Regions from separate parts of the Homo sapiens genome. Here region 2 is linked to region 1. Evidence: read pairs that join two places in POLR2A ChIA-PET (ENCODE). Cell type or tissue: GM12878. All regions are shown on one strand. Links, peaks and the distances in the headings refer to the core of each region. The heading gives the core; the rest is flanking DNA. Region 1 overlaps LOC107986634 (a long non-coding RNA gene). Region 2 overlaps LOC107986635 (a long non-coding RNA gene).

Region 1 (15,866 bases), core at 7,080-9,579:
TATCTTTTATAGGAGAATTTAATCCATTTACACTCAAGGCAATTACTGATAGGTAAGAATCTGCTATTGCCATTTCATAATTGGCTTTCTGATTGTTTTGTAGGTCTTTTGTTTCTTTCTGTCTTGCTATTGCCCTTTGTGGTTTAATGGTTTTCTATGGTTGTATACTTTGAATTCTTTCTTCTTATATTCTGTGCAACTACAATAGATTTTTGCTTTGTGGTTACCATAATGCTTACATAAAATATCTTATCCTTATAACAGGCTACTTTAAATTGATAACAACTTGCTTTTAATAGTATTCAAAAACTATACTTTCACTCTTCCCCATCTTTTATGATTTTGATGTTATAATTTATATTTGTTTTTATACTTTTTGTCCCTTAATAATTTATTATAGCTACAGTTATTCTTAATAGATTTGTCTTTTAACCCCACTAGTAGGGATAACATTGTTTTACATGCCACCCTTACAGTATTAGAATTAGTATGACTACATATGATTTATGTCATCAAGTTTTTTACTTCCTTATTTTGTACTATTAATTAATAGTCATTCATTTCAGTTTAAAGAATTCCCTTTGACAGTTTCTATAAAACAGGTCTGGTGGTGATGGGCTCCCTTAGCTTTTGTTTATCATAAAAAGTTTTTACTTCTCCCTCATTTTTGAAGGATATATTTGTGGATAAAGTGTGCTTGGTTGGCAGGTTTTTTATTTATTTTTGTTTGTTTGTTTGTTTCTTCATTTTTTTCTACCAGCACCTTAAATATACCATCCTTCTCTCTACTGGTCTGTAGGGTTTCTCCTAAGAAATCTGCTGAATACTGTATTAGAGCTGTCTTCAATGTGATGTGTTTCTTATCTTTTGCTTTTCAGTATTTTTATTTCTTTGATTTGTTGTAATTTGATTATGAAATGTCTTGGTAAAGTCCTCCTTGGGTTGAGTTTGATTGTGACCTCTGAGCTTCCTGTAGTAATATCTCCCCAGAATTTTGAAATTTTCAGTCATTATTTTCTTAAAATATGCTCTCTAGTCTTTTTACCTGTTTTCTCCATGAGGACCTCTTATTATGCGAAGGTTAGTTCACTTGATGGCGTCCCATAATTCCTGTAGGCCTTCTTCATTCTTTTTTATTATGTATTTTTTTCTTTTTGTTCCTCTAATTAGATAATTTGAAATATTCTGCTTTAGACCTCACTGATTCTTTTGCTTAAGTCGGCTGTTAAAGCCTTCTAGTGAATTTTTTTAGTTCAGTTATTATATTTTAATCTCCATGACTTGTATTTGCTTTTTATTACTTCTATTTCTTTTTCAAATTTCTCATTTTTGTTCTAAGTTGTTTTCCAAATTTTATTGAATTTTGTATTTGTATTTTCTCATACTTTCTTAAATTTCTTTAAGAGGATTATTCTAAATTACATGTCATTTTATAGATCTTCATTTTTTTCTGGGTCCGTTACTGGAGATTTATTATTTCCTTTCGGTATTATTATGTTTCCCTGAGTTTTCATAATCCTTGTGTCCTTGAATTTATGCCTGTACATTTGATAAATGTCTGTCTTCTCTGGCCTTTGCAGATGTTCTTTGGTGGTGATAGGCCTTTACTATTTAGTTTAGCCTGGGATTTTGTATGGGTTGACTAGTAGCAACATGAAAAAGCAGACTTTGGTGTCAGATTTTCTAGTTGGGCTGGATCATTTCTGTGATCTGAGGTTAAATGGTATTGCTGGTTGTGCTCCATGGTCCATTAAAACCACTAACTGAACTTTGTTGTCAGGTGGGAATGCTGGCTGGTCTCTAATCATCTCTGTTTGAGCAGGGTTGCAGGCTGTCTTCCTTGAATGGGTGGTATTGTTATTTAGAATCTGTACTTGGGCATTTCTATGTGATGGGTTCTGAGGCTGGATGAGGTCTCTAGGTTGCTGCTTGGCCACACAACATGAGCAGGGCCAGAGGCTATGCTCCACAGATACGTGTAGACTTGGGCTTGCCTCCTGGCCTAGGGTATACCTATGCAGAGCACTAAGATTTGGTAAAGCCACCACACTGTGGTTGGCATTGAGTGGGGCCAGATGCTCCCTCTGTGGGTAATTACTGACCTGCAATTGCCTCCATGCTTTGAATACTTAATGGAAACATTTGAACTTAGTTGGAGCACCCTCTTGAGTTGAGTGGGTTCAGATGTTCCCTTTATGGGTAATTGCTTACCTATAGCTACCTCTTGCTCTAGGGAAGACCTAATGAGAGTATCCAGGCTCTGTGGGAAAATTGGTTAGGCGTTTAATTCTAAAAGACCCCTGAACCATGTTTCCTTCAGCGCAATGCTATTGGCTGGTTATTTGGGGTGGCATTGCTGTTGGCTGGAATGTAGAAAAACCACCAAGAACTGTGCATTGGTCACTGTGAGCCCCACTTTCATTTTTTTTTCTAACTGACCCCAGGGAGTCTAGCCCTGCTAGTATTTCTAATGCTTCTTTTGGAATGAGACAGGAGTTAGCCTCACATGAACAGTTCTAGAACAGTGGGGGAGCAGAATGTCTGCCTCCAACTCACTTTTCCCATTGTAGAAACCGAGAGTCCAGAGGAATTATCTGGTGCTGTGCCAGCTTGGAGGAGGGGTAGCACAGTCAAAGAGAGCTATTCATTTTATCATTCAATAGCAGCTTTCTTGGTTCTATAGTCTAAGAGAGTGTATCAGTCTGATTTCTAAGATCTGGGGTATTTACAATGATAGCCTTGACTGTGGATAGTTGCTAGTTGGATTTCTGAGGTTGCAGGGTGAAGCCAAAGAACTCCTATTCCACCATCTTCTTGACACCACTACTAGATGAGATTTCTTTAGAATGGGTTTTGGAGTATGCTACAAAGGTGGCAGAGGATAAAATCTAAGGGAACATTTAAGAGTTAGGTAGAAGAATAGGAAGCCATAAAATCACTATGCTTCAGTAGGTCTCCTTTATTAAGTTAAGAAGGTTTTTATTTGGGAAGTCTTTTTCTCTCTCTCTCTCTTTCTTTCTTTCTTTCTTTCTTCTTTCTTTCTTTCTTTTTCTTTTCTTTTCTTTCTTTCTCTTTCTTTCTTTCTTTCTTTCTTTCTTTCTTTCTTTCTTTCTTTCTTTCTTTCTTTCTCTCTCTCTCTCTCTCTTCTTTCCCTTTCCCTCCCTCCCTCCCTCCCTCCCTTTCTTTCTTTCTTTCCTTCTTCTTTCTTTCTTTCTTTCTTTCTTTCTTTCTTTCTCTTCCTTCTTTTTTTAATATCAGTAGCTATTGATACATAAATTAAAAAGTATTCCATCAAGTCATTTAGGGAAAATATTACATCTTGTCTTCATAGATGTTATTTTACGTGTTTCTCCATAGTGACTCAATTTGGGCCTCTATTTGGGCCTCTAGTCCAGCTAGTTGTGGAAAGTCTGATATTGACAATTCATAAGCCTAGTGACTTCCAGGTTAAAAATGAAGACTCAAATTAAATTAATCTGTACTTCTTCTCTTCCTTTATTTTCTCCCCCTCTCCCTGGAGGTGATGTAAATTATGATGGGGGAGGTACTTAACATATTATTCTGTTTCCCGGGGAGGGTCTTCAGTGAGTGCCATCATCCATTTTTAGCAGCTTCCACCAAGGTGTCATTGATCTTGCCTGGTCTTCAGCATTGGCTTGTGTTTTCACTTTCCCAGCCCTACCCTCTACTGGTCAAATTCCAATGTGCTATGGGTCCCTGTCCTCACTCTCAGTTCCTACAAATTTGTCAGCCAGCTGATTATTTTAGAGAATGCTTTAGAACTGTCAGGTGCTTTTCCACCACTGATTCTGGTGCATGCACCTAAGCACCTCCATCAGCTGTAGTTCTTGACAATTTCAACCTCCTGTGGCACAAGGGGGTTCTCTATGAGGATTTCATTTTCTCCAGGGATGTGGTCTCTCTACTTCCCAGAAACCTAGACAGTATCACACTACATTCCCCTCTATCTTCCTCCTTCCCTCTGCAATCATACTTTTTCTCCTTTTAGGTGAGTAAAACTAATGTATTTCACTAATCTCTGATGCATGATTCATAGCCTGTATCTTGAACCTCACAACTTTGCTCTTGATATGCAGAGGCCAGTTATCTGTAATTCCAAGAGTAACATTTTTTATTCTATAAAGGCTGCATATTGCACATCAAAAGCACATTAATCTTAAAACTACTGTCCGCATTTAATTTAAAAAATCTATTTAGCTTGGCTCAAAATCAAGCTTTGTGCTCGAGGCCACCACATATAGAAAGTGAGAGATGCTACCTTAATTATGAGGGAAAGGAAGGACTACATAAAAAGCTGTAAAACAGCAAAACAGCAAGCTCTTAATATATATCACCATATTGTCCCATTATAATTTGATACCTATTTATGTATTAGCCAAAATAGGCTTTCTTCTGTAACAAAGACTCCAGAAATTTAATGCAATAAAGGTTTATTTCTTGCTCATTCCCAGAGCAATGCAAGAAGGTGGGGGATGGGAGAGTAGATGGTAGCGATACTCATTTAGGGACCTATGGTCCTTCCATCTGGTGGGTCCACTATCTTTCAAGGCCTCAGAGGATTCCACTGGGTTTCTGCATCTGCCAGAAGGCAGGAAAGAGAAAGTGAATGGAATACCCATGAGATATTTTATGGATTAGTTAGTTTGTGAGCAAAGGACATGAACAGACACTTTTTCAAGAGAAGACATACGTGTGGCCAATAAGCATATTTTATAAAGCTCAGGATCACTGCACATTAGAGAAATGCAAATTGAAACCGCAGTGAGATATCATCTCACACTAGTCGGAATGGCTACTATTAAAAAGTCAAAAAGTAACAGATGCTGGCAAGGTTGCAGAGAAAAGGGAGCACTTATACACTGTTCGTGTGAGTATAAATTAGTTTAACCATTGTGGAAAGCAGTATGGTGAGTCCTCAAAGAGCTAAAAACACAACTACCATTTGACCCAGTAATCTCATTACTGAGTATATACCCAAAGGATTATAAATCACTCTCCTATAAAGACACATGCACACATATGTTTACTGCAGCACTATTCACAATAGCAAAGACATGGAATCAACCTAAATGCCCATCAATGATAGACTGGATAAAGAAAATGTGGTACATATATACCATGGAATACTATGCAGCCACAAAAAAGAACATGGATCAAGCTGGAGGCGATTATCCTTAGCAAACTTACACAAGAACAGAAAATAAAATACAATTTGTTCTCAATTATAAGTCGGAGCTAAGTGATGGGAACTCATTAAAACAGAGAAGGGAACAACAGACACTAGGGCCTAATTGAGGACGGAGGAGGGAAAGGGGCAGCAAAAATAACTATTGAGTGTTAGGCTTCATAACTGGTTGATGAAATAATCTGTGTAACAAACTCTCATGACAAGAGTTTACCTATATAAGAAACCTTCACATGTACTCTGAACCTAAAATTAAAGTTTAAAAAAGTAAAAAAAAAAAATTAAGATAGAAGAATGAAAATTAAGAATTGAAGCTAGAGGGTCTACATGACAAAGACCTGAGAGCAATCTGAAGCAGACAGACAGCTTGTAGGGAAATTAGGATCTCAACCTCCAGCTTCAGGAAATGAATTTTGCCAACAACCAAAGAACGTGAAACATCCTGGAGCCCCATATAAGAACAACAGGCACCACCTCCCTAACCTGTCAATATCCTGGGAAATAATGAGCAGAGTATCCAGTCATGCCACACCCCAAAATCTGACCTAAAGAAACTGTGAGATAACTAATTTGTTTTTGTTTTTGTTTTGAGACAGAATCTTGCTCTGTCACCCAAGCTGGAGTGCAATGGCACAATCTTGGCTCACTGCAACCTCTGCCTCCCGGGTTCAAGTGATTCTCCTGTCTCAACCTCCTGAGTAGCTGGGACTACAGGTGTGAGCCACCGCATCTGGTTAATTTTTTTATTTTTATAGTAGAGATGAGGTTTCACCATATTGGCCAGGCTGGTCTTGAACTCCTGACCTTGTGATCTGTTACAGGCGTGAGCCACTGCACCCACCCTAATTTGTATTTTTTTTTTTTTTTTTTGAGACAGAATCTTGCTCTGTCACCAGGTTGGAGTGCAGTGGCGCGATCTCCACTGACTGCAACCTCAGCCTCCCAGGTTCAAGCAGTTGTCCTGCCTCTGCCTCCAAGCAGCTGGAACTACAGGTGTGCACCACCACGCCCAGTTAATTTTTGTATTTTTAGTAGAGACAGGGTTTCATTACGTTGGCCAGGATGGTCTTGATCTCTTGACCTCATGATCTGCCCACCTCAGCCTCCCAAAGTTCTGGGATTACAGGCGTGAGCCACCACGCTGGGACTAATTTGTATTTTTTAATGTTGCTAAGCTTGTGGCAATTTCTTATGCAGCAACAGGAAACTAATGCTGCTTGGAAGTGACTTACTTCACTTTTGCCTACACTGCATTAAACAAAGTTTAATCATTCAAGCCCATCTAACTGCAAGACATTGGAAAATGTAGATTAATTTGTTCCTAGGAACAAAAGGAAATGAACTGTTGAGCACATAGGAGTGACTTTGCTATTGTTATTTATTTTAGCCAAAGATAACCAAGTCATATTCTCTGGGGCCTTTAAAATATACATGCTGATACATTGCAGTATTTAATATGATTCACTCATTTTGTTTTCTCACAATAATGATAAATGTAATGTCAACCTTATTTAATGTTTAGGCCTGATTTTCATCTGAATATATCAGATGAACTTCAACAAGTTATTTTGCCACTCCATTTCATTTCTGCTTCTATATAAAATAGCAGATGGGTAATCCAAATCACACATAAAAGGACAGACACTGAACCTTTAATAGAACATCTGAGAAGGAGAGCTTAGGTACTGGCTTAACAGACATGGAAATTAAAACTATTCCTTCTTGGGTCATGTCAATGACCATATCAATACACTCTGATATTCTCAATGGGAAAATCAATATAACAAATGCTTGGGTTCATTATTCTCTCTCTGCCTTTCTTTTAAGAAATGTTTCTGACATAAATTTAATGTATAGTTAACACACTGAAATGTAATGTGATGGTAGCTTTTTGCTTATTTTGTTCTGAATATTCTACACAGATCTTATCCACAAAAATATTTTTTATCAACTACAGATGCTCACCCTCCAACTGACGTTTTTGTCTTCAGTTCTAGACCTGTGTTTTCAGTTTCTTAATCAACATTTTTACCTAGTTATATGAAACTGTTTCAGACCTAATAATATTTCAAAAATTGTACTCACCATATTTCAACCCAAACTCACTTCCAAACCTTGTATTTCTTATCTTAAAGAATCATATCACATTCATTCAGTTCCAAGTTGGAAATTTGAGGGTAATCTTAAACTCTTCTTTTTCTCTTATGTCATCCAATCTGTCACCTAGTCCCATCTTCTCTATGTTCCACATAGCATTCAGATCTTTCCTCTGCTCCCCATTTCAACTAGATTTCATTAGCTCAGACCTGCCTTATTTCTCTAAAATACTAGAACAGCTTTTTAATTAATTTCCCCAACCCCAGTCGGATTATCAGCCACATAGTTGTGAGAGTGATATTTCTAAAATGCAAGTCTTATTAACACATGCTTAAAATCATTTAGTGGCTCCTTTTTGAAGTTAGGTAAAAGTCCAAAGTTTTAGATATTTACCAGGGCCCTTATTATCTGTACCCTACTTACATTTCCATCTAATCTTTTGCTACAACCTCAAGAGATCACTCTTAACCAGCTTTATAGAAATTCTTGCAGTTTTCTGATGAGGCATACTCTCTGGCACCTTTGAGTCATTTCAGTATCTTTTTGTTAATTTACATTTCAAACTTCTTGAATAATAATTGCTATTAAAGACTTTAAATTGTATCTTTTCTTTGAAGACTTTGTTAACTTTCTTGGATAAAGTGAGGTGCTCTTGAGAAATTTTGTAACTATGGGCCTCTACCATGATCACCTTTCCAATTATGTTCTTATTGCCAGTTTTTAAATGTCTCCTACAGTTGCTAGATGTTTTGGGGGGTGAGGCCTACCACTCATTTAATCTCCATGTACTCAGACAATAGCTTAACACATAAAACATGGGAGACACTCAAAATTGTTCTATGAGTGGACAAATAAGTGAACCACAGGGAGGGAGTTAATTTGAGAGGAAGTTGTGGGATATAATTCAAAACACATAGTAACTAAATGTTTGAGAAAAAGAATTGTGGTAGTTTATTCTACTTTCTTTTTTTTGGTCTTGACTTTCAGAATGATGTTTTCTTCTTTATACTTCCCCAGAGACAACACGTAATAGGTAATTCTGTATTGAATAATAACCAGAATGCAAAATTATTATATTACTTTTTAAAAAATTGCTGTTCATAACAAAAAGTAACAGACAAAGATTTGAATGAATCTTTTGAAATTTTATGTAATTTCTATTTAGACTAATTTATATATAAAGAAGGGAATAAGTAATTTTTTTCCATTCAAAAGAACTAAATATTTCAAGCAAACATTTTAGGATAAATGATCAACATCTAAAATTCCTTAAAAAAGTGAACTATGCAATGCAGTTCTTCAGGAGGGGCTTTTTTCTTATATTTAATTTCACTCAGGAAGATATGGTAAATTATTGTCAGGTTTAGTTAAATTCTGTAAAAGGCCTTTTTCAGGAAGACAGGCATTATAGCAAGCTTGTATTTCTTCCTTGATTCTGGAAATTGATACACTGAAAGCAGTTCATAACAGTAAAGCTGTATCTAAGTTTATGTTTTTACCAAACTCAACCCTCTGTAACATAGTCCCCAAAACAAATAATAGGGAAAATAGTTTATAAACAATCATGTTTGCACTGGAATCCATGAAAGCTACAGTTTCAATAGTTCTAAGATTCATTATACAGGTTTTAGAGATAGAGACACACAGACACAGAGAGAGACAGAGAGGGGAAGAGAGAGAAAAAGAGAGCGAGAGCACGAGAGAGAGAGAGGGGAGAGGGTTGGGAGAGGGAGAGAACGACTAAAATGTGCACTTATATGTATGTGTTTATGCCTAATTGCCTTATCTTTGTATGAATAATCTATAAAGTCAAGCTTATCATTTCAGTGATTCCTTTAATCATGCACAGTATCAGTTAAATAAAAATTTGGCCTTTCCCCTTACTTTCTATCTATAGAATTTGAGCTGTATAAAAGTGAAATTTTACTCAAGGATTAACCAATTAAATATCCATCTTCTTCATTTGAACTGATTCAATATACCAGAATTGGAAGAAGCCTGAAAATCCCTTCATGGCTTTTGTTATTGTATCAGGCCTTTTGATTTTATAAGCTCTGGATTTTTATCTTAAGTTTGAATACAAAGAGCAACTTAGACTCATAATGTGCCCTGTGAAATCCCACATGTGTTTTCCTCCTCTGTGCCTCATTTTCCTGCATTCCTAGTATATGATGAATCCTGTTCTCAGTTTACAGGGATGTGGACTATTTTGGGTTATGTCCAAGCATTTAACATGCTAGAAAAGGCAGCAGTGTTTTAAAGGGCTTCTTCATCAGAAGACCTCTGAGATTTCGTAGCTACACAGAAATGAAAGTTATTCTCACTCAAAGTAAATTACTTCACATTGAATTTCTCATTTATCTAAAATTTCCATTCATCTTTAATAATGTTATTTGTTCGTTTTGTCCTTTCCTTGAATGTAGAAAAATATACTTTATGATCTCTCAGCCAAAAATACATGTTTAAACAAGTATCTCTTAATATATTATATGTGAGCACATGTGAACAAGTTTTAATATTAATTAAGTTATTTCTGTTTAGCTAATCTTACATTATATGATGACTTAAAACTATCAGTGATAAATTGCCCTTTATTGATAATTTATGTATTAAATTTTACCAACTCTAGAGTAATGACTTTTGTTTTTTAAGTAATACCAAGAAGTACAATTTTTTGATGCGTATTTTACATAAAGTTTTCATATTTACATACTATGTGTTAAGGGAGTTGGAAAATATCTGTATAAATCAATGATTCTATGATCTTCACCAAGTCTATCTGTTAAGCTAATGAATGTTACAAATTATACCATTAATCTTGACTAATACCTAAATAGAAAAATGATTTAAACATTGAGGGGAAGAGAGATTTATTTGATTAAATAAACGTACTCCAAAGTTACTAAGTTGTTTCATGCTGAAGGATTGGGTACACTATTATATGCCTCTGGTAACATTCTTGACAGATAATCTTATGAGACAATGGGTATTTAATGAACACCTGTGTCCTTTGCATTGACCTAGCTGCTATAGACTTCACTTTATAGCTTATAGTCTCTGGCCCACATTGGAAATACAGTATTTTGGGTGAGGAAAGACATATCCACAAGGAAATATCATTACATGTGGCAATTTATTTGATACTCAAATGTAAAAGTGTGATGCATTATTTGGTACAGAAAAATAGATAATGGACCTGCATGTAATAAAATGGTATATGTAGTACAATTACAAAATGCAACAGAAGACAACGTAGAGGACGCTTTCATCATCATCATCAACAGGAGTCAACTGTGAAGAAAAGACAATAAACTTTGGATTTTCAAATAGCTCTGCCTGAAAAAATGCTATATCCATTATGATGCAAAATATGAGATATTTTAAAATTAGGGTGAGAGACTTTATACTTCAGTTGTAACTTACGGGTCTTCACTATTTCTACCTTGAAAAGAAATAATTTTACCTAGATCACTGAATTGTTTTAGGATATAATGTGGTAATACGTTGAAAACTTCTAGTAAAATACCTGATAATGACTACCACTCAGAAAATGATGATGCTTATTATTATTTTGTGTTTAATTTAAAAAATAAGATAGACTAAATCTGCATAACTGAGACTTCTTAAGTTTTCACTGACATCTCAAGATAAAACACTTTATGGTTTTTATGCAAGTATAGATTATTTACATGATACTATCATTTTTATTTCATCTATGATTATATATGTATATTTATATTTGCATGTTTGTCCAGACTAATACAAATATGAATGACTAATTTTAATATAAATTCACATAATGCGAACATGTGCATATATGTGTGTATGCATACATAAATATGTTTATGTACTTATACATATAGAGATACTTATTCATTATTTCTTCCTTCAAATTGAAGCAGTAGGCACTGCTTTAAAACTAGTTACTTCTAGTCAGGCTCATTTATCAAACTTTCTTTTTTGATGTGAAAGTTCTCTACTTTGTCTTTATTTTAGTATGACTTCTTGCCTCATAATGTAAATAAAAACAAGGAGAATCTTATTTTTACAAAGGAAAAAACCTTAGACAAAAATAATTTTGGAAATAAAAGTGGATAACATATTTTCCACATAAATGTATTAAACATGATTAATACACTAAAATATAATAATTTTATAACTCAAAATATTTCAGTTAGTGAAACAGTCATGGAACTAGAGGGTCATTCTAGGCATGCAGATTGTATTTCCAGTGTAAGGAGCTTCAGGATCAATTATCAGCATACTAAATGGGTGGTGCAAACAATGTTGCCAATAGTGCTAACAGGTGCTGGCTTATCCTTAAAGAATGATGAAGCAGTACGAATATTCTTTCTACAGTTTTTTTTTAAACTAAAAACATTGTAATTCTGGAAACACATTGATAAAAATCAGCCCCTTCCAATTGTTAATGCATCTTTTAAATAAACAAACCTACATTTTTTTTCCTGAAAATATTTCTCGAAATAGAAATATCAATGAGTAACCATCCTCCCTTCTTACCTTGCTTCCTTTCTTTTTCAAATGCCTACGTAATACTAATTATGTAGAAACTGTTTTAGCAGCATAAATTCGCCCAGTACTCAGAACAAGCCCATGATATAGGTATTATTATCCCTATTCTAGAAATTGCATAGTCATCATTTTTGGTTTTAATTATATTGGATAAAGTGTAGTAACCAAGCTTTTTAAGGATATATAAATCGCTTAGGATTTTGAGAAGCTCTTTGGTTCCATATAGGCAAATACGAGCATGCATTTAAGTAATTAACCAAAAAAAGATAAAACAAAAAGTTATTTAATTAGGTTAGTACTGACCTTTTTGGCCTTAAAATAATAGACTTATTTACAAAGTTTCCTTTCTTTTTTCCTTTTTTCCTCTTTTCTTTCCCTTTCTCCCTCCCTCCCTTTCTTCAGTCCCTTTCTTCACTCCTTCTTCCTTTCTGTCTCTCTTCTCTCACTCTCCTTCTCTCTCACTTTTTTTGGGTTTTAGAAAATTAGGTGTTTGGTTTTTTTTTTGAACTAAAGTTAGTGTAATATAAGTTACTACCAGACAGAATTGTAATTTTGGTCTCGGATTCCATTCAAACCTATATGCAGCCATGAACATCAGGTCTAAGTGATTTTGCATAAAGCAGAGCAGCTATATAGCCTTTATCTCAACCTAGTTGAGAAAGGAATAATACGTATAGTTAATACAGGTGTCATTTATGCAAGCATTTTTCTTCAGGGTTGATTTCTAGTTTTTACTACACAAACTCTTTTGTGCATATTTTATTTCTTAAAGTTAGTTTACATTACTTTTGTTGTGAAATTATAATTAATGATTCTGAATATTACATATTTTAAAAATAATCTTAAATAATATTTTACTATATCAAATAATTTTCATGGTTAGACAAATGGGCAGGTTAAAAATTGGATCTATAATTAACAAGGTACAAATAAAAGCAAAGCAAATGATCCTATACTTGTTTTGTCAGTTCTTCCCCCAAAATACCTCTATCCTCCTTCCATCTCTCCCCACATTCACTGCCACACCTATATCAAAGCCATCACTTTGCTTCTCCAGGTAATTAAAATGTTTTCCTTACTAATATTTCTGTTTTTTATTTCACTTCATTTCAAAATGATCTTTGAAAAATACATACCACATAGCTCTCTTAACTAAATCTTTTAGTATCTTTCTATTGCCCTTAGATTAAATTTAAATTTATAGCACAACCTACAAAATTTTTCATCATGCACGTCCCACCTGCCTTTCTAAAAATCTTTCATAGTCCTTTGTTTGTTCTAATGCAACAGTGACATTAGGCTTCATTTTATTTTTCTGTGTCAGAGCTGGAGAGTCAATAAGAATAATGTTGTCTTTCTCAAACATTATTGACTCCAAAAAAATTAAGTTACCTTTTACATTACCCTCATGCACATATTTTACTGAAACAAAAGTTTTACCAAACAATATTTTTTAGCTATAATGCACTCTATTATTTGTATCCATTTCTTTCTATTATATTTACAAAAAAAAATACTTGGCAATTGGTTCACTAAATTGATTTCATGACCCTTTAATGAATCAGAACCCACAGTTTGAAAAACATTGGTGTAGTTAGTGGTTAAGAGTTCATGCTCTGAAGTTGACAAAAATGAATTTATATCTTGAGACAACCATCGGCTGACTGTATATAAACTTTGGCATACTTGACCTCTGTATCACAGTTTCTTCATCTAAAATGTTAAGCAATAATAGTATTTTCTTTATGTCATTGATATAACGACCAAATTACAAAATGCGTATGAAGTACTTAGACCAGTGCCTGAGACTGATAGAAATGATTTTTATTATTGACACTTTTGTGAATATTATTTGTTGTATATACAGGTCTTTTTTTCTTACTAGAATACTATTTTCCAGTGTCCCACACCCATATTTTATGGGTAATTCCACCTCATTCTCAAAGTGTTACATCTGTGATGTCTTCTTTGACTCACTAGGTCTGGACTCCCAACTCAGCTGCCTTCAGAGGCCGAGTAGGCAACTGAAATTCATGAAGTCATTCTATGTGATGGCATGGTCATACCTGGGGCAAAATAGGGACATGGGACTGTGTGTGTATATATATACACACACACACACACACCCCCCACATGCATACACAATCACACACTCACACATGACAGCTGATTTGCAGTTTATGCCTGACATTAGATCCTCTTTCTATAGGTTCGCATGGCAGCCTATACTTTGCTTTCTATGATATTCATTATCAATATTGCCAATATTTGTTTACCATTTCTCTTCCCGCCAAAAACTATAATTAACTCCGTATGGATAAAACTGTAACTACTTTATTTACTTTGTATTCCTAGCCCCAAGCCCAGTGCTTGGAACATGGTATTCCTGAGTGGAATACAACAGAATGGAGTGTCCTGATATGAGCCTAACTTGTGCTTACTTGAGAGTTCTGATAGGTCTTGCCTTTGTTGAAATACTGCCTGGCATCAAATTGCCTAAACTGGAAAAGAGGCTCAAGGACAGTGGGCCATGCTGGAGGGAAGGGCTACTTCTGTATATAGCACCACTGATGATGACTAGCTTGGTCATCAGTATCATCACCAACACTACTATCCTCAATGCTATTAGCCCCATCTTTATGGATTTATGCTTAATCTTGGAAGAGGAATCTAGAATCCTAGCCATTTTACTAAAATCCCTCTGGGAGATTCAGAGTGCAAATCAGCATGAGTGGATTCAGCAAAGTTGATGCCAGAAACTTTGACAGCAATAGCAGGAAGCATTGTCAGCTATACAGTGATGCTGTATTTTTCTGCTTCGGCTATTGGCAGGCTTGAAACAGGCTCAATGGCAATAGTGTCAATGTGAGAGGGGAATGGTGCATTTCTAAAGCAGCCATCTCACAGACCAGGAACTGTTGGGTCTATGGAATCCCTCCTGGTTACCCAAATTTGGGGCTTGAGAATATTTGTAAGACCTCTTCAATGGTTTCAAAGATAAGTTGAGAAGGCTTTGGTAATGTAAATTGGGCTGAAATTCTAGAATATATGGATGAGGGCACAGCAGAAAAAATACAGTTTGGAGACATTGAGATCCAAGTTTTAGTCTCAGATTGGAGAAACATAAAAATGATTATAATGGTTGGTCTGTGGAAATTATGGGTAATTCTTTTATGTTACCTTTTCTGAAATGTTTATAATGCAATTTGTTATTTCCAAAATGAAAAAAGAATATTTTAAAAGAATGCTAATAACAATAATAGTCTAATTACAAAAAATAATTCGTGTATGTTAATAAATTTGCTGTGATATGTGGAACGTGTGTGTGTGTGTGTGTACAAACCTGTAACAGAGTTCAGGATATGTAAGTTAGCCAAAAGAATTGCTAAACTCAATTCATAAAAGAGAAACCTGAAACTTGTGACTTGTCCAGATTTTTCCATAAAAATAGAAATCAAGTATGCATTAGAATCACCAGCTCACATAAACATTCTTTAGCCTCCATTGATTGAATACTTCAAATTAAGTAGCAAACTAAAATAAAATTATCAAGATAGGAGGAGGCTGGTGTGTGTGTGTGTGTGTGTGTGTGTGTGTGTGTGTGTGTGTGACAGTGAAAGACTGAAAGCAATTGTTGAGCTGGTTGGGAGGACCTAAAATAACAAGGTGTACAGTAACATTTATTTTTCCTCTCCTAAATAAATTATTCGAGTATGTTTTACATTTATCTTGATTTTTATTTTCTCTAAAATTATTACTTAGTGACAGGCAAACACTACTAGCATTATTTTATGTAGCACTAAATGATAGAAAAGAGAGATTTATATATAGCCCAGAAGCTTCAGGGAGATGAAGCAGATACTATCCATAGAAGTGTCGTAGACTCGCTTAGCAAATGTTTTCGCAGTTAAAATGGAATCAAAGTGCTTATTTACCTCAGAGGAGTTAAACCCATAAGTCCACTAATAGTAATTTTGTGAATGTTGAAACTGTGTTCAATTTTGATAAAAGATGCTTTAATGAATCCTCC
Region 2 (15,866 bases), core at 6,129-8,628, 130 kb after region 1:
CCCAGTAGCTGGTACTACAGGTGTCCGCCACCATGCCCGGCTAATTTTTTGTATTTTTAGTAGAGACGGGGTTTCACCGTGTTAGCCAGGTTGGTCTCAATCTCCTGACCTCGTGATCCGCCCGCCTCGGCCTCCCAAAGTGCTGGGATTACAGGCATGAGCTACTGTGCCCGGCCACTATAGTGTAACTTTTATATGCACTGGAAACCGAAAAATTTGTGTAGCTTTTTTTATTGCAATATTTGATTCATTGTGGTTGTCTGGAACTGAACCCACAATGTCTATGAGATATTCCTGTACACATTTCACATTAGTCTCAGCATAACTAGAATAGGGAAATTCCCTTACTTTGTGGTCTTTCTTGTCATTTCCCAGGGTTCTTTCCTAAATTGAAGAAAGGCCTCCAATTGTCAGCTTTGGAATTGCCATGGCTAATTGTCTAGGAGATTTTTTTTATTCAAGACAAATAAAACTGACATCCTAAAACAGAGCATCATAACCTTTGTTGGCTCATTCCCCTGGAGATGATTAATGGAGACAGGACTGAATACCCTGACTGACTGTAAAAGCAAATTAGTGGGAAAATGGCCACTGGGCAGGGATACCAGTGAACTCTCCAGGGCAACCTGCTTTATGTCTTGCTATGAAAGGGTACTGATGCCCTTGCTTAAACAGATGATTTAGAAAATAACCTCATGGTGTTGTATCATGTCATAAATGAAATTTTGTAAAGTGCCTGCAGAAGGTTCTCTGTTTTGTCAGTGTCCTTTTAGTATATGATTTGGGGCTTCAATATTCCATCTATGAGGAAAAACAAATGGCAGAGCAGCTGCATACAACTATTATATCTATTGAGACATAGACCTGTATTTCAGGACATGAGTGACAAGATGTAGAGGCTTATTGAAGAATGTTGTTAGATGCTAGGGGGCCACCATATGTATAGATAATCATTTGTATTGATACTACTCTGCTTTTAGCTAGAACAATTTGCAAAATATGAAATAGACACAAAATCATATAAATACATTTATACTGAATGCAGCCATTGGGTTTTAATGTAGAAGACTGATATATTTATTTTTTAAAATATTGAGAAATTAATGAAATAAAATTAAACCTTCTCCTTATAGCTACAAAAGTCATATTTGAAAAGGAAAACACATTGTTGTAAATAATTTATTTGTTTGACATTTTGTAAATTTGAATGTAGATAATTTTATTTAAGGCATGTTACCTTGGGTGATGTGAGATTTAAGCCTTAGTTTCCTCATCTGTACAGTTGAGATAATAATTGTAAAGACTAACTGAGAGAATATAAGTAAAATATTTAGCAGAGTGTAAACATCTTAAATTTTGCCCAAATAATTGAACATTAGTATGGAGAATAATTAATTTAGATTAGCTCTATACATTATTAAGAACAAGCATTCCAAAGAGAAAAATAGGTTTGGGGAAAATCTAAAAACAATTGGAATAATATGCTCATCTCTATTGAGAAGGGTAAATGCATTGCCTAAAAAGAAAGAAAAAATATAATGAAAGACAATATGCTTGGATTTCAATGTAAGTAATTTTTGTTATAGAGATATGTTGTATTAGCTGATAGATGGTCGGCCGGGCACGGTGACTCACGCCTGTAATCCCAGCACTTTGGGAGGCTGAGGCGGGTGGCTCACTTGAGGTCAGGAGTTCAAGACCAGCCTGGCCAACATGGTGAAACCTTGCTACTAAAATACATAAATTAGCTGGGTGTGGCATAATTCCAGCTACTCGGGAGGCTGAGGCAGGAGAATCACTTGAACCTGGGATGTTCAGTGAGCCAAGATCACGCCACTGCACTCCAGCCTGGATGACAGAGCGAGACTCCCTCTCACAAAAAAACAAACAAACAAATAAATAAATAAATAAATAAATAAAATAAAAGATGGTAGGCTCACCCAAACTATAGCAGGATAAACTCAATAGAATAGCATACATATTAAATGACAAAATCAGGGCCAAAACAAATTTTGACAGCCACTGTGTGCCCAATCTATTAAAATAGAATTTAAGTGAACAGGCTATAGATAGTAATTTTAGACAAACTTACTTGGAATGACTCAGCATTTAGGTGAAATGCTCAGCAGGAATCAACATGCTATCTTACATTTGAACTCAATCCTTGACATTATTTGTGGTAGAATGGATCAATCTGATATATCAGCTAGAATGAGTTGGACAAAAAATACCAAAATAGTTTAAAAGAAAAAAAATCTCACCTATCAATGTGTCCCAGAGTAGGATGGCTTTCAATCTGGTTAATTCTGTGGCTGAATACCATTAAGAACCAATGTTCACATTACACGTCCATAAAATGGAATACTACTCAGCAATTAAAAGGAACATCCTACTGTTTTAGGTAATAACATGGGTGAGCCTCAAACTTATTATACTAAATTTTAAAATCCCGACTCAAAGGCTGTATACTATATAACTCTATTTATATGACATCTGAAAAAGTCAAAACTATGACAGAAAAAATATCAGTGGTTACCAATGGTCAGGGTTGGGGAGAGATGATTGACTATGAAGAGGCATGGGGAACTTGTTGGGGTGATAAAACTATTCTATATCTTGATTGTGATATTGCTATATGACTATACACATTTGTCAAAACTCATAGATTTATGTATCTGTAGTTTTACTCTATTTAAATTGTATCTCAATAACCTTAAAAACAAATGAAAAAGAACTGATTTGTCATCATCTGTGTGTCTGTCTGTCATCTGCTCAATCCACCTCATGCTTACAAGAAGGCTGTCATATTTCCAGCCATCACAGGCAGATAAGATAGTGTCCCACAGAATCTGTTCCTTTATGTGTTCTCTTTTCACTTGTAAGAAAAACTTTTCAGAAGCCTGTCTCCCTACTCCCTCACAGCAGGCTTCTCACACATCTCATGGACTAGACCTGGGTCACATGGCTACTCCTTAATCAATTCTGACAAGGAAAACAAATCATCATAATTAACATGGACTCTGATTTAACCTTAAGTTCAGGATAGAGATATCTTCTCTCATGCTAGATACTTGAATACATTAGAAATTCAACTGGTAAGAATAAACCATGGTTGTAGTGAACACGAGTTATGGTGAACAACTAACAGTATCTGTTCAACTGGCTAGCAACCTTGTTGTATTAGGCCATTCTTGCAATGCTATAAAGAAATAACTGAGACTGAGTAATTTATAGAGAAAAGAGGTTTACCTGGCTCACGGCTCTGCAGGCTTTACAGGAAGCATGGTGCCAACATCTACTTGGCTTGTGGAAGGCCTTGAGAAGTTTACAACCATGCCAGAAGGCAAAGGGGGAGCAGGCATGTTACATGGCAAAAGCATGAGCAAAACAGAGAGAGAGCGAGTGGGGGCAGGAGGGAAGGTGCCACACACTTTTCAAGGACCAGATATCCCATGAACTGAGAGTGAGAGGTCACTTATCACTAAGGGGATGGCCCGAGCCATTCATGAAGGATTCGCCCCGATGATCCAAACATCTCCCAGCAGGCCCCACCTCCAACATTGAGGATTACATTTCAATATGAAATTTGGGCTGGGATAAACATCCAAACTACATAACTTGTCATTTTATTCAATGGTAAACTTTGATACAGTCAACAAGAAGGACACAAGACCAAAAACAAACAAAACCAAACAAAAATCCAAGCTAATACTTTGCCTTACATATTTTGCTTACATACTCTAATACTTGCATCTCTGAATAGATGCATCTTTCTGTAATTAGAAAGATAATGTCTTGAAGAAATTTATTTGATAAGGGATAGATTTGGAAACTATGTCATATGAGGAATTACTGCAAGAAGTGTGACTAGCATGTACACTAGCATGTGGAAGACACATTAGACTCTATCTTAATGTTGTTAAAGACTGGAGAGAGAACGATATGCAGAAAGTATCCTACTACATTGTAGAGAGAATTTTCAAATACGAATTAGTTATCCAAAGATTTCCAGCGGTAGTGAATTATTCATCACTGTGAGTATTCATGCCTGACTCAGACAATCCCTACAGGGATGTAGCATAAAAACATCTAGTCTAACAGATGGCTAGTTGGACTGGACATTCTTTCTTTGCCATATTGAAATAATGCTAATATTATTTCCTAAATATACAAAGAAATATATTTGTGTTTACAGAATACTCATATATACATAGCATATGACTAAAAAACTTACTGGTTAAAAGGCTAGAAGGGAATACATAATAAAACGAAAATGTATTATGTGAGATAGGAAGATGATGGATGAGTTTAAAAAAAAATCCAACAGCAATTTGGATGAGAAGTGGAAAATTTTGGCTTAGTTTAATACTGAGAAATTATTGATCTAAGTGGAATCCATTCACAATGAAAACAAACTTTTTTCCTTTGAATGTGCCTTCTTTAGGAGACCCTCCAAGCTGACACCAGCTGTCTGGGCCTATTCTGATCCAAACCCCAAACTTCTGAATTACTCTCAGTTTTGGGTTCATAAACATATGTTTTTTAAAAAATATAAATTGGAGGATACTGAGTGACATTAAGACATTTCATGAATGTTTACAGCCTGTAGGAAAAAAAATATGATTTCCAGCTTGCCTATAAAAGGGAGAGTAGCAAATGTTTGAGAAACAACTTCTCTATGCTTATGCATAGCATTGATTCTGTTGAATTATTATTATTATTATTATTATTATTATTATTACCTAATGCAATCTCTTATTTGTGTGGCAGTTACTGGAAGCAGAAAGGCCAAGATTAACAATAATGATCTATCACTGACAGAACTAAATGAAGAGCTTTACATTTCATGAGTTACTATTATTATTACTGTGCTAATCATGGAAAATGCTGCTAACTTGAAATCATTCAAATGTACCAGATAAATTTAAGCAGCTGCCTAGCCATCAACACTTAAGTGGAAACACAGTATAACCCAAACTCTACAGTATAAAGTATCAATTAATAACACAGGTGTGCCTGGGTTATTTTTAGCAGCCTAGAAAACCCAAAGTTAAATAGCAAAGAAATTATGTGTAAAGCTCTTTTTTCATGGTCTAGGTATATCTATCATGCTTTACATCATGTTAAATGATTTTTTTCTCAAGTTATTTAAGAGCTCATATTATCTTACAAATAACTTTAGAAATGTATCCTAAACTGTATGTATCCTAAATGAGAAATGTTTCCTCAACTGAGAAGCTTGTTGGATGGATGATTTATGTTGGCTGAGAAAACAGCAAACAAAAAGGCTTTAATTAGGAAAAAGATGCAGCTATGAGAACTCAAATGCTAGAAAACAAAAAAGCAGTAATTGGAAAAGAAAACAGAGGGACCCTGAACTGATTATATTTTGTTAATTTCATACATGTACTGAATACTCACATTCTATAAAGCTCTCTGTTAGCCTTTATGGTGACATAATGATGTATAAAATAATTTCATTTTCTGCCCCAGTGGTTTCAACATTGTTATAAAAAAAGAAAGAACCCTTATGGTATGGGTTTTCTCTAACATTAGCACTAAGTTAAATTATGTTTCACTGGTTGTGGAATTCTTACACTGGTTTCATAGGAAAACATTTTCAGAAGCAATTTATATTTCCTTCTAGGATCTAAACAAGAAGAGCAGAATTTCTAGTTACCAGCATTTCCTACTAGAGTAAGGGCTTCTCTGTTGGTCAGATCAAAAGACTGATTTTTTTTCTATAAGTATTTAAAACTTATTTATTCAGTCACTTAAAATTTAGGTTGAATGCTTTTGTAACACTCCTACGTCAGTTGCATAGGAACAATTCAAAGAACCTTCAAAGGATAAAAGCTGGTCAATTTCAATATCTTCCCTACACTTAGCAGATCTAATTTCTCATAGCTCACAACATGAGCAGCCTTAACATCTTTCTGCTCATGACATTGCTTTTCATTTTTGTGGTTTTTATCTATTCTGCTTCCTCAATCTGAAATTTTCTCTCCCCCCTTTTCAATATTTATTTAGATCCTGCTTAAACCTTTAAAGCCCAACAAAATCCCTTCCTCCTACACAGAGACATACCACAGCAAGCTCTCCTGGTATTTCCCTCTCTCTCTTCTGTTTGTTATGCTTACCTGGGAAGTATTGTCCAGTGTGACTGTTTTGATCCCTTTAGGTCCACTCCCCCTTCAAATTAATGGTTATTAACCCTTTCAGGACATAAGATTCATGAGAGGTGCTTTTCAAAAAGGGGATACTCAGGTTCTGTCCCCAAAACAACTGAATTTGGAGTTTTGAAGATAAGGCTTGAATTGAACACTGCTATTTAAAAGAAAATCTTCCAGGGTTATTTTCATGCATAGTAGATATTAAGAAACCAGTTGATTTAGGATAAGATTAATCCAAACCAGTTTGTTTACCATAAAAGTTTATAATTTAAGACCTTCTTTTCCCATCTTCCTGTTTATATTTCTGTCATACACATGAAACAGAGTACATGCAGCATTTTTAGATTCAACAAGAAAAGGTGTGACCATCCAAGCCTATTGGTGGTGTGGGTGGAGGAACAGGGAAGACTCCAGCATGCATGCTAATCCCTAATCTAGAACATATTCCTCATTAATAGATTAATCAGCTGAGGTCCATATGGTTTAAAGTTACCCAAGGTAGAGGAGCCCAGCATGTTAGTGAAAAGTGAGGTACAATTTGGATCAAGTCTTCAGCCTCCCCGAAGAGTGAGGTTTTAGATTTCACTGGACTTTGTGCTCCGGCTGATCCCTAGTTGCCTTGTATGTTTTGGTGTTCTTGGCATCTGAAAGCTCAGTTCTTTCAGTTTTCAAAATAGTCCCTTATACACTTCTTGTTTCTTCCACATTGTCTACAGTTCATAGAATACACACAAACACAACTTGGTTGATTTGATTCATGAACATTTTCCCTTCTCTTGTGTTTGTAGCCTTCAGGAATGCTGCTGTCCTAAGAAAAAAAGGCCATTTTTTAAGCCTTAGAATGAAACAAAGGGAAGTCTGTACTTGGAATAATCTTGACCCCAGAAATCTTGTTTGGTGTTCAGAAAGTGTGAAGGATGCTAAATATTCAATATTCTACAAGAATGTTAGCTGCACTGCGCATTGCCATCTCCTAATCTCTCTCTCTCTCTCTCTCTCTCTCTCTCTCTCTCTCTCTCTCTCTTCCTCCCTTTCCCTCCCTCTCCCTGTCCCTCTGCATCTTCCTCTCCTTTCTACCTGCTCTTTCTCTCTAGGGCATGGCATGTATGTAAGATTTCTATTTGCATTCTGCCAAGTAATCAGAAGTAACAGTACCTAATTATTTAACAATCTAAAATATAATTGAAAAAAGCCTATATGAACTATCCAATTTCAATGAATATGAAAGCTATTTTTATCAATGTCTGTATTAGATTTCATTAGTGGGTAGCCTCTACCCAACTGACGTCCATTTTCAGTTTCTTTGATTTCAACTGTCTTTGATGGTACTGAATGGACACATCCCCTTGCCACCAGTGGTTAAGAGTTATTGTTTACAAGATTACCAAGGAAAAACTTATGCACCTCAGCTTCTGCTCCTAAGAGATGCACTTTGGGGATGGTAGGATTTTCAACTTAGTTTTCTAGTTCTGGTATCGTCAGAAAAGATTCAAAAATTTCCCTGAAATACACCAACTACTGTTCTCACCTTCTGTAAAGTATTGACAACAGAAATGCCATATCATAAATGGGCTATTTTATAAAAAACATATTTGTGTTTTTACAGATAAAATGACAAATTTAAAACCCCAAGAACACTCCTTCTGTCAGTTTCTGTTGTGTCAGATATTGTATGCTCTCTTCTGTATGACCTTGGAAGATAACTTCCCTTATGTGAAAACAACTCTCCCATGAATTATAAATGATGTCGAAGGATTGTTCTACAACAAAAGTGTCTGGATTGATAGTATCTGGAATTTCTCCAAGTTGTTAATGTATTTTCTAATCGTTTTTAGCCAGCCCACTTTTATAGCAAACATCTCAAATTTTGTTTAGAAAAAATAATAAAATAATGTTTTTTTAACTTGTAATACTGAATAATGTTTGAATGGCTAAAAGTAAATCAAACGATGACAATTCTGCATTTTTGTCAAAGGGGGAATTTTCTGTTCCCATAACCACAATCTCTTTAATTCCACTAGCCAATTATAGGGTGTGAGGTAATAATGCTCTCGAGGGGAAATGCCATTGCATTGACCTCAGACTCAGGGGGACTAGGGAATGGGTTGGATAAGCAGCAGAAAATAATGAGCACACACCGTAAGGTCAGATGAAATGGAAATAGAATGTAATCATAACAACTTTGCTCTTCATGCTTTGAATTTACTGAGCTATTTTCCTGTGTGACTATCTATATGCAAAGAATGGCTTAACCTTCCTACTTCTAAAATAAATGCTGCTTGCATCAAGCAAACTTCACAAAGCCATGACCTATTTTGATAAAATTCAGGCAAGTTTTCAAGTGGATTTTTTCTATACCAACCAACGAGTTTGTTGTTTGAAGAATACACGCACGTACACTCATACACACACTGCAGAGACACACAGACACACACACGCACATCCTTTATAACTAAAAGTTTCAAAAACTCTAGTAGTTTTCATTTCCAAAGAATACAAGGCACATTGTTTGTAGATAAAAAACAAATAACATTCATTGTTTAGAATGTATACCATTTTCTTCTTTTGTCTTCCTTCTTCGTTAGAATACATACACTTTTTTTAAACACTTGTGCTGTTTACATCTACCCAAGAAAATCATCACTTATTACTTGTAAGTTTTATATGTGTATGGTGTATGTGTCTGTATACATATTCATACATTCATACGTCCCTGCATACACACATACATTAATTAATTTTTTAACCAAAAATATGCTTCTCTCCTTATGGGCAGAGATGAGGCCCTCTCTTCTTGGTGTTCCCCTTGTCAGAATTGGTATAGCAATTTTATTTAAGAGTACAGGTGTTGGACTCAGACTGGTTCTGCAACTTACTGACTACACAACTTAACATTCCTGAGCCTTAGTTTCCTTGCCCTTAATATGGAGGTAGCACAATCTACTGCATATCTAGTATTAGATGATATATACACAGTTTTGGGTTATTTATAATTACCCAACATTTAATCATTATTGATATAGTTTGGCTGTGTCCCCACCTAAATCTCATCTTGAATTCCCATGTGTGGTGGGAGAGACCTGGTGGGAGATAATTGAATCATGGGAGCAGGTCTTTCCTGTGCTGTTCTCATGGTAGTGAATAAGTCTCATGAGATCTGATGGTTTTAAAAAGAGGAGGTTTCCTGCACAAGCTCTCTTGTCTGCTGCCATGTGAGATGTGCCTTTCACCTTCCACCATGATCATGAGGCCTCCCCAGCCATGTAGACCTGTAAGTCCATTAAACCTCTTTCTTTTGTAAATTGCCAGGTTTTGAGTATGTCTTTATCAACAGTGTGAAAACAGACTAATACAATTGTTATTTACCAACATATATGAAAGAGAAAAATGGGAACAAGATGTTTTAGAGTAACTGTTGGATCATTTAGGGTCCTAAAAGGAAATTAATGATACACCCAAATTCCAACAAGAGTTCATTTGCGAAAGGATTAAATACAAAGGTATCAGAAGATATAGGAGAATTGCAAGGGATAATGCAGAAACCTGGAGGGATAAAGGGAACGATAGGCCACTGGGGCCAGTGCGGGGCTGAGACCTGTGCTGTGTGTCCCCATTGCTCCTTATTTGTCTCCATTGCTCCATAAAATACAGTGCTCCTTTAAGATTAAAAATTTACCATCTTTAACCCACAAAATTCCCTGTCTGTTCTTTCCATGACCTCCAGTTTGGTCTTCTGATTGGCAGTCTTCATTTTGATTCTTGCTCTTTAGCTCTTCCCACACCCCAGGCAGGAAAAATCCTTTGTTTCTTACTTTGCTCAATAGATAATGAATAGCTTTGATTCCCTGACAAGAACTTCTCTTGCAGTACTCCGTTCCCACCCCATATCACACCTTCTTGTCATCTGAAATTGCGCTGTTTCTGAATTCACAGTTTTCTAACATTCCACTCTCCAACTACAACCTCTTGGGCCTCTAGCTCTCTTACTCAAGCTGTATGGTTTATTGATACATGGTTACTTCTCTAATTTTCCAATATGTTTTATCTACCCTGTCCTCTGAATGTGGGTGAATGATAATTAGAGATATATTAATACACTTTGAAGTCAGAAAAAAAGCCTATCTCTTGGACATTGATGAAAAACAAATGAGCAAAGATAAACAGAAATGAGTGGTGGTTTCACTGAGTCATCTCATGAGCCTCTTCTAGAATTTCCATGAGGTTTTGCTATGTATTATCCAAGATTTGGTTATAGTTTTCCCTTTAACATTTAAGGGATATGCAGTTGGCTTCTTGGCATGCAACAGACAAACAAACAAACAAACAATCTGACAGATTCATATCAACACTATTACTCTTTTTCCACAAATTTCACATTTCACACTTATTGACCCCATAATTTTCCTTTCATCCATTAATCCTCTCCTCTCTTTCCATCTGTTCTTTTCCAGTTTGAATTCTGTAGTTCATATTCTAATCATTGTCAGTAAATATTTTTATTGCTTTTGTGATCTCCCCAGAAAAATCCCAATGATTTATTTTCTTCCAAATTTGTATCTATGAAACTGCAGCTTAGTGGAGAAATTTCACATAACTGGTCAGATTCTGCCTCCAGAATATATCTCAAACTTGCCTAATTCCCCTAATTTCTATTGTGAAATAAAACCAAACCATATGGTTTCTCACTGGCCTATTCCAGCCTTCCATAGTACTTTAGGATCAACTCATGATCCATTCTAATTCACTCTTCACAACACAGCAAATGAGAGTTTCATAAAATATAAAACAGTTTATGCCAGTGCCTTGTGGAAAATTCTTCAATGACAATCCTTTGTTGTGAGAAAGAAAATCAAACTCCTGAATATTGCCAAAAAATCCTGCCTAATTTGGTCCCTGGCCAATACCAACATCATTCTCCCTCTTCTTTGTTACACTCTAGGATCACTGTCCTTTCACTTCTGCAAAAGACAAATAACCCCACCTCAAGGACTTTGCATATGCTGTTCTTTTTCCTAGAACACTCTTCTTCCTCCTTTGTGAATGTCGATTCCTTCTCTTTCTTATGTATTTGCTTAAATGTAGTCTCCCCTATTTGAAGTTGGCAAATACCTTCCTCCTTCCCCTACTTTCTCCCCAATACTTATTTCTCCTGCTTTCTCCCATTTCCTACTTTCTCTGTCTCCTACTTTCTCCCTAACACTCTATTCTTTTTCTTTATGATTACACAGTACTTATCATCTTTACCTATTAGCATCTCTACTGCATCCTGAGTGTGGTCAGGACCAAGTTTATTTTGTTTGTTTTTGTATTTCCATTGCCTAGCACAGTCCTTGATATACAGTAGATGATGAATAAATATTAAATGAGTGAAAGAAGCATTAGACAGGATATAGTGGGTAATAGGGAGACATATATCCCTTTTGAGCTAGGAAATTGTCTGTATCATAAATTTATGCAGATTAATTTAGTGATATAAAAATCAAATTACAAGTTAAGTGAGAGAAGTGAAATTATCTCTTAATTAAACTCAGGACTTTCAGGGTTATCTTTGTACAAAGTTTGAATGATCTGGACCTTGCTCTCTTCAATTTCACTTCCCCCTAATATCCTCTCTCTTTGATTATTTCTGTCACATTTCACTTGCACCCGGAGATGCTGACCCCTTTAAATGTACTGATTCAAGTATTGATAGCTCTCTACAGCACAGCTAAGATAGGCTGAAAAATACAAAATATATTGCATAACACTAAGAAAAACCAATACCTAAGGGCTTAAATACAAAGAATATAAGAAGTGCAAGAAGTCCAATCTATAATATATAGGAGTTTAATCCTGCTCTCTCTAGCTCCCTGCTTAAGTGCAAAAAGTCTGGCTCAGTCTACCTCTCACTCAGAGCTGCCTCCACTAGAGCTCTCCAAAGGGGTGGCACAGCTCACTCTCTCTTTGACTGTGACTCTCATTTCCTGTATCTCTATATTCCCAGGTAATAGTGGCCCTGCCTTGGGCGTCCATACTTTAAAGGAGTCTATTCTTATCCTCTTCTGGTCTTCCCCTTCTTATGAGGGTAAGACATCTTATAGATCAAGGGAACTTACTCAGAGGCTGTAACTGCCTGCTGCCATTTCTAAACCATAGTTCAGGAACCTGGAACTCTGGCATAAGTGCCCCAAGCTCAGTTCCAGAGTCTTTGCAGTCTTCCTCCCTAGATCCATTTTCCGATGGCAGATTACACACTAGAGTATATGCAACTCTAGGCCTGAGGGATGGCTACAGGGCCGCCGTTTAAAGGGACGTGAAAAGACCTTGAACATGCAGGCTGTGGTGTCTGCGTGGATGTGCATCGGGCCTCTTGTGGTAGAGGACAAAATGGGATGGAAAGAGAAGGTAGGAAAATACTAACAGCAATTGAATTATCTTTTTTATTAGCAAGTACATAACAAATAGTTTAGATTAAAAGTAAACAATCATTAAACGTTAGGAATTACAGGCAAATAGAAGAGTTTAAACTTGAATATGTAATATTTGAAAGAGTTTTTTAATTAAGTTACATAACCATGCTGTCTAAATTAAATGAGATTTTGCCCCACCTTGTTGAGTCTGCATACAGGCATACAGAGTTGCACATACTTTAGGAAGTGACCCAAGCTCTAGTTGGATGGTTAGTAGAGTAGAAACCCATGTACAGATGTTTGGGTGCTTTCCAATAAAAATAAGCCATTTGCTTTTCTTCTCAGTACTGAAGAAGGATGAGCAAAAATATTAAAAGGCAAAGATAAACAGGCCTTGCTGAATTGTCCAAGACTGACTCCATTTAGGTCAAGGTCATATGATATATCCGTGTGGTTTTAATTATATTGTTTTCTAGTGAGCATTATGGGTGTGTCTGATTCCAATTTTAATTATTTCATATACTTTTTCAGTTGCCTGTGCTATAATAAACCACATTCTTCAGCATTAAATCAATCAGAACTCCACCTAATTTCAGTGGCGATATTTTATGAGGCTAAGCTAAATATTTGTACCTAGTATCTCAGAAGCCAACAACAATCTGTGGATTAAAAGATAGCTTTTGTGTATAGAAGAAATGTCCTTTGTTTTGTCATACAATTGCTAAAAGAACTACTTCTAGTAAAACAGTGTATAGGAATTTATCATTTACACCATCAGAAGCAGTTTTCATTATTTCGAACAACTATAAAAATAAAAATTGCAGGTTAAAATAAATGGTGCATAAATTAATAGTTAAAACTAGTGTAGTTGAGCCCCCCAAAATCTTAATTATTCTGAAGATTCAGTATCATTGTACTTTTAAGAGTATTAATTTTATGATAAGCATCTTTAGGCCTCTTCATGAAAATGATTTTACAATAACTATAGTAAAGCAGGGTGATATCGTTTTGGATACATGTCCCTGCTCAAATCTCATGTTGAATTGCAGTCCCCCAATGTTGGAAGTGGGGCCTGGTGGGAGGTGATTAGATCATAGGGGTGGATTTCTCATGAATGGTTCAGCACCATCCTCTTGATGCTGTCCTTACAATAATGAGTTATCATGCAATCTCGTTGTTTAAAAGTATGTGACACCTTCCCCTCTCTCTCCCTCTTGTTTTTGCTGTGTGACTTACAAGCTTCTGCTTCACCTTCCACCATGATTGTAAGCTTCCAGAGGCTTCCCCAGAAGGAGATGCCAACTCCATGCTTCTTGTGCAGCCTGCAGCACCGTGAGTTAATTTATCCTCTTTTCGTTATAAATTACACAGCCTCCGCTGGGTGCCGTGGCTCACACCCGTAATCCCAGCACTTTGGGAGGCCGAGGTGGGTGGATCACAAAGTCAGGCATTTGAGACCAGCCTGGCCAACATGGTGAAACCCTATCTCTACTAAAAATACAAACATTATCCGGGCGCGGTGGTGGGCCCCTGTAATCTCAGCTACTCCGGAGGCTTAGGCAGGAGAATTGGTTGAACCCGGGAGGTGGAGGTTGCAGTGCACTGATATCGTGCCACTGCACTCCAGCCTGGGTGACAGAGCAAAACTCTGTCTCGGAAAAAAAAAAAAAAATTACCCAGTCTCGGGTATTTCTAGCAATGTGAGAATGGCCCAATACGTAGGGAGAGAGGCTGGGTTTGGAAAAGTTGTAGCTTCTCTTCAACCCTTGCTGTAAACTACAGATTTTTAAGTAACTGTTATTTCAAAATGTATTCCTTGAAACGATACTGCCACATGGATATATAAATGAGGTGCATTGCTTTGGAGGGCTCTACCATCATTATTATTCCAGCTATCTGAGTAGATACATGCCTTGTTAAAGCATTAAATAATGAGGTCACACTTCAATAGCTAATTACAGCCTCTGTCTTCTGTTTTCTGTAAATGCATGTATGTGCGTGTTTCTAGCCCTATGGACATAATCAAATCTCCAGATGAGTAGTCTAATCTATTATTGTAGCAAAACTAAAATCGTCAGAATTTTGTATTCTCATTTTCATATTTGGTATGGTTATTCATATAAATGGTTAGTTTAAAAATCAAACAAAACATCTTTTCCACCATTACAAAAATCATTTAGATTACAGGGGAGTGTATCTCCATTGTTCATTAGAATAAAAAGTAACAAATAATATTATTTGCCAAGTCAACCTTTTAAAGTCTTTATTATCTAATATAAAGCAATATGGAAAAGAAATTTGATTTTCACTGAAATTCAACACACTCATCAAACCTTCAGTTTTGGTGAACCATTGATGTTACGTAAAAACTCTAAAATTTAGGATGATAGAAAGAAAATGTACCCTTATCATAAATTTACAATCATATTGTTTAGACTGCATGCAATGTATTTATTTATTTGTAGTGACTCAAAGGGTTACGAAAGACAGTGGTTGAATTGTCAACATTTCTCTAGTATTTATATAGTAAGACTGAAATAATGAGAGTGATTTATTGTTCTTGGATAGGACCCTGATTTTGAAAAAGATTAAATGGCCCCAGTTACAGCTAACATTGTACAGTATAAGAATTTTCAGAAATAAGTGACTATAATAGTTTTTTTCTAAAAAGGAACAGCAAAGAAACCCAAATTTGTTGCATCAAATAATATGTTGAATCATTCAATTATATGAATTTTATTTAAAAATACATATTTAAGATAATAATGTTACTATTAGCAAAAATAAATTAAGGATTAAAAGTAAATTATAATGAAACCATAGAGATGCCATACTTGGTATATTGGAAAATCCCTTTGTAATTTTAAAAATTCTACCGTATTTTTGCTCACTTAATCTTTAAAATACTTAGAGAAATAGGGAGAATATTAAATTCTGGTTCTAATTTAGGAATAGCTTATTGGAATAGGACGGAATGCTCTATAATATCTTGCTATTACTGGTAAAAGAAAAATGTTTATCTGGTCCATTTTGACTGTATATTAATGACAACCAGTGTGGTGAATGTAGACCCCCAAACATTCAATCGTTTGGAGTCCTACAAGTAATCTGTCCTGCTGATTCAGATACTGAGATATCATCTGGATATTTCCTTGTAAACATGATCCTTGTAATGAAAATAATGATGTTGATTTGTGCTTCTCCTCAACATGTATGTCCCAAGAAGGGGCAGAGATTGGTCTCTGTTCTAGGATGATTTCTTTACAATTACCATTGCGCTATTGATTGTTTTCACTTCATTTAA

Evidence for each region. Peaks named below come from ENCODE experiments on the same cell type or tissue, not always from the same donor. Only the 100,000 strongest peaks of a DNase experiment are listed, where the experiment ranks them.
Region 2: POLR2A ChIA-PET joins it to region 1 with 6 read pairs; 2 of 35 experiments call an interaction of 5 or more read pairs at or near these places.

Annotation. Positions count from the first base shown.
Region 1 is chr6:112,792,883-112,808,748 of GRCh38, forward strand. All of the region lies in intron 1 of LOC107986634 (a long non-coding RNA gene), which reads right to left. Among named protein-coding and RNA genes, the nearest start is that of RFPL4B, 450 kb to the left of the region's middle. In GM12878, for the core only: no CTCF peak of the experiment used is centred there; a DNase peak (open chromatin) is centred at 8,184.
Region 2 is chr6:112,923,793-112,939,658 of GRCh38, forward strand. It overlaps LOC107986635 (a long non-coding RNA gene), which reads left to right. Exons shown (of 3, transcript XR_001744307.1): 3 at 13,802-13,927. Among named protein-coding and RNA genes, the nearest start is that of LINC02518, 500 kb to the right of the region's middle. In GM12878, for the core only: no CTCF peak of the experiment used is centred there; no DNase peak of the experiment used is centred there.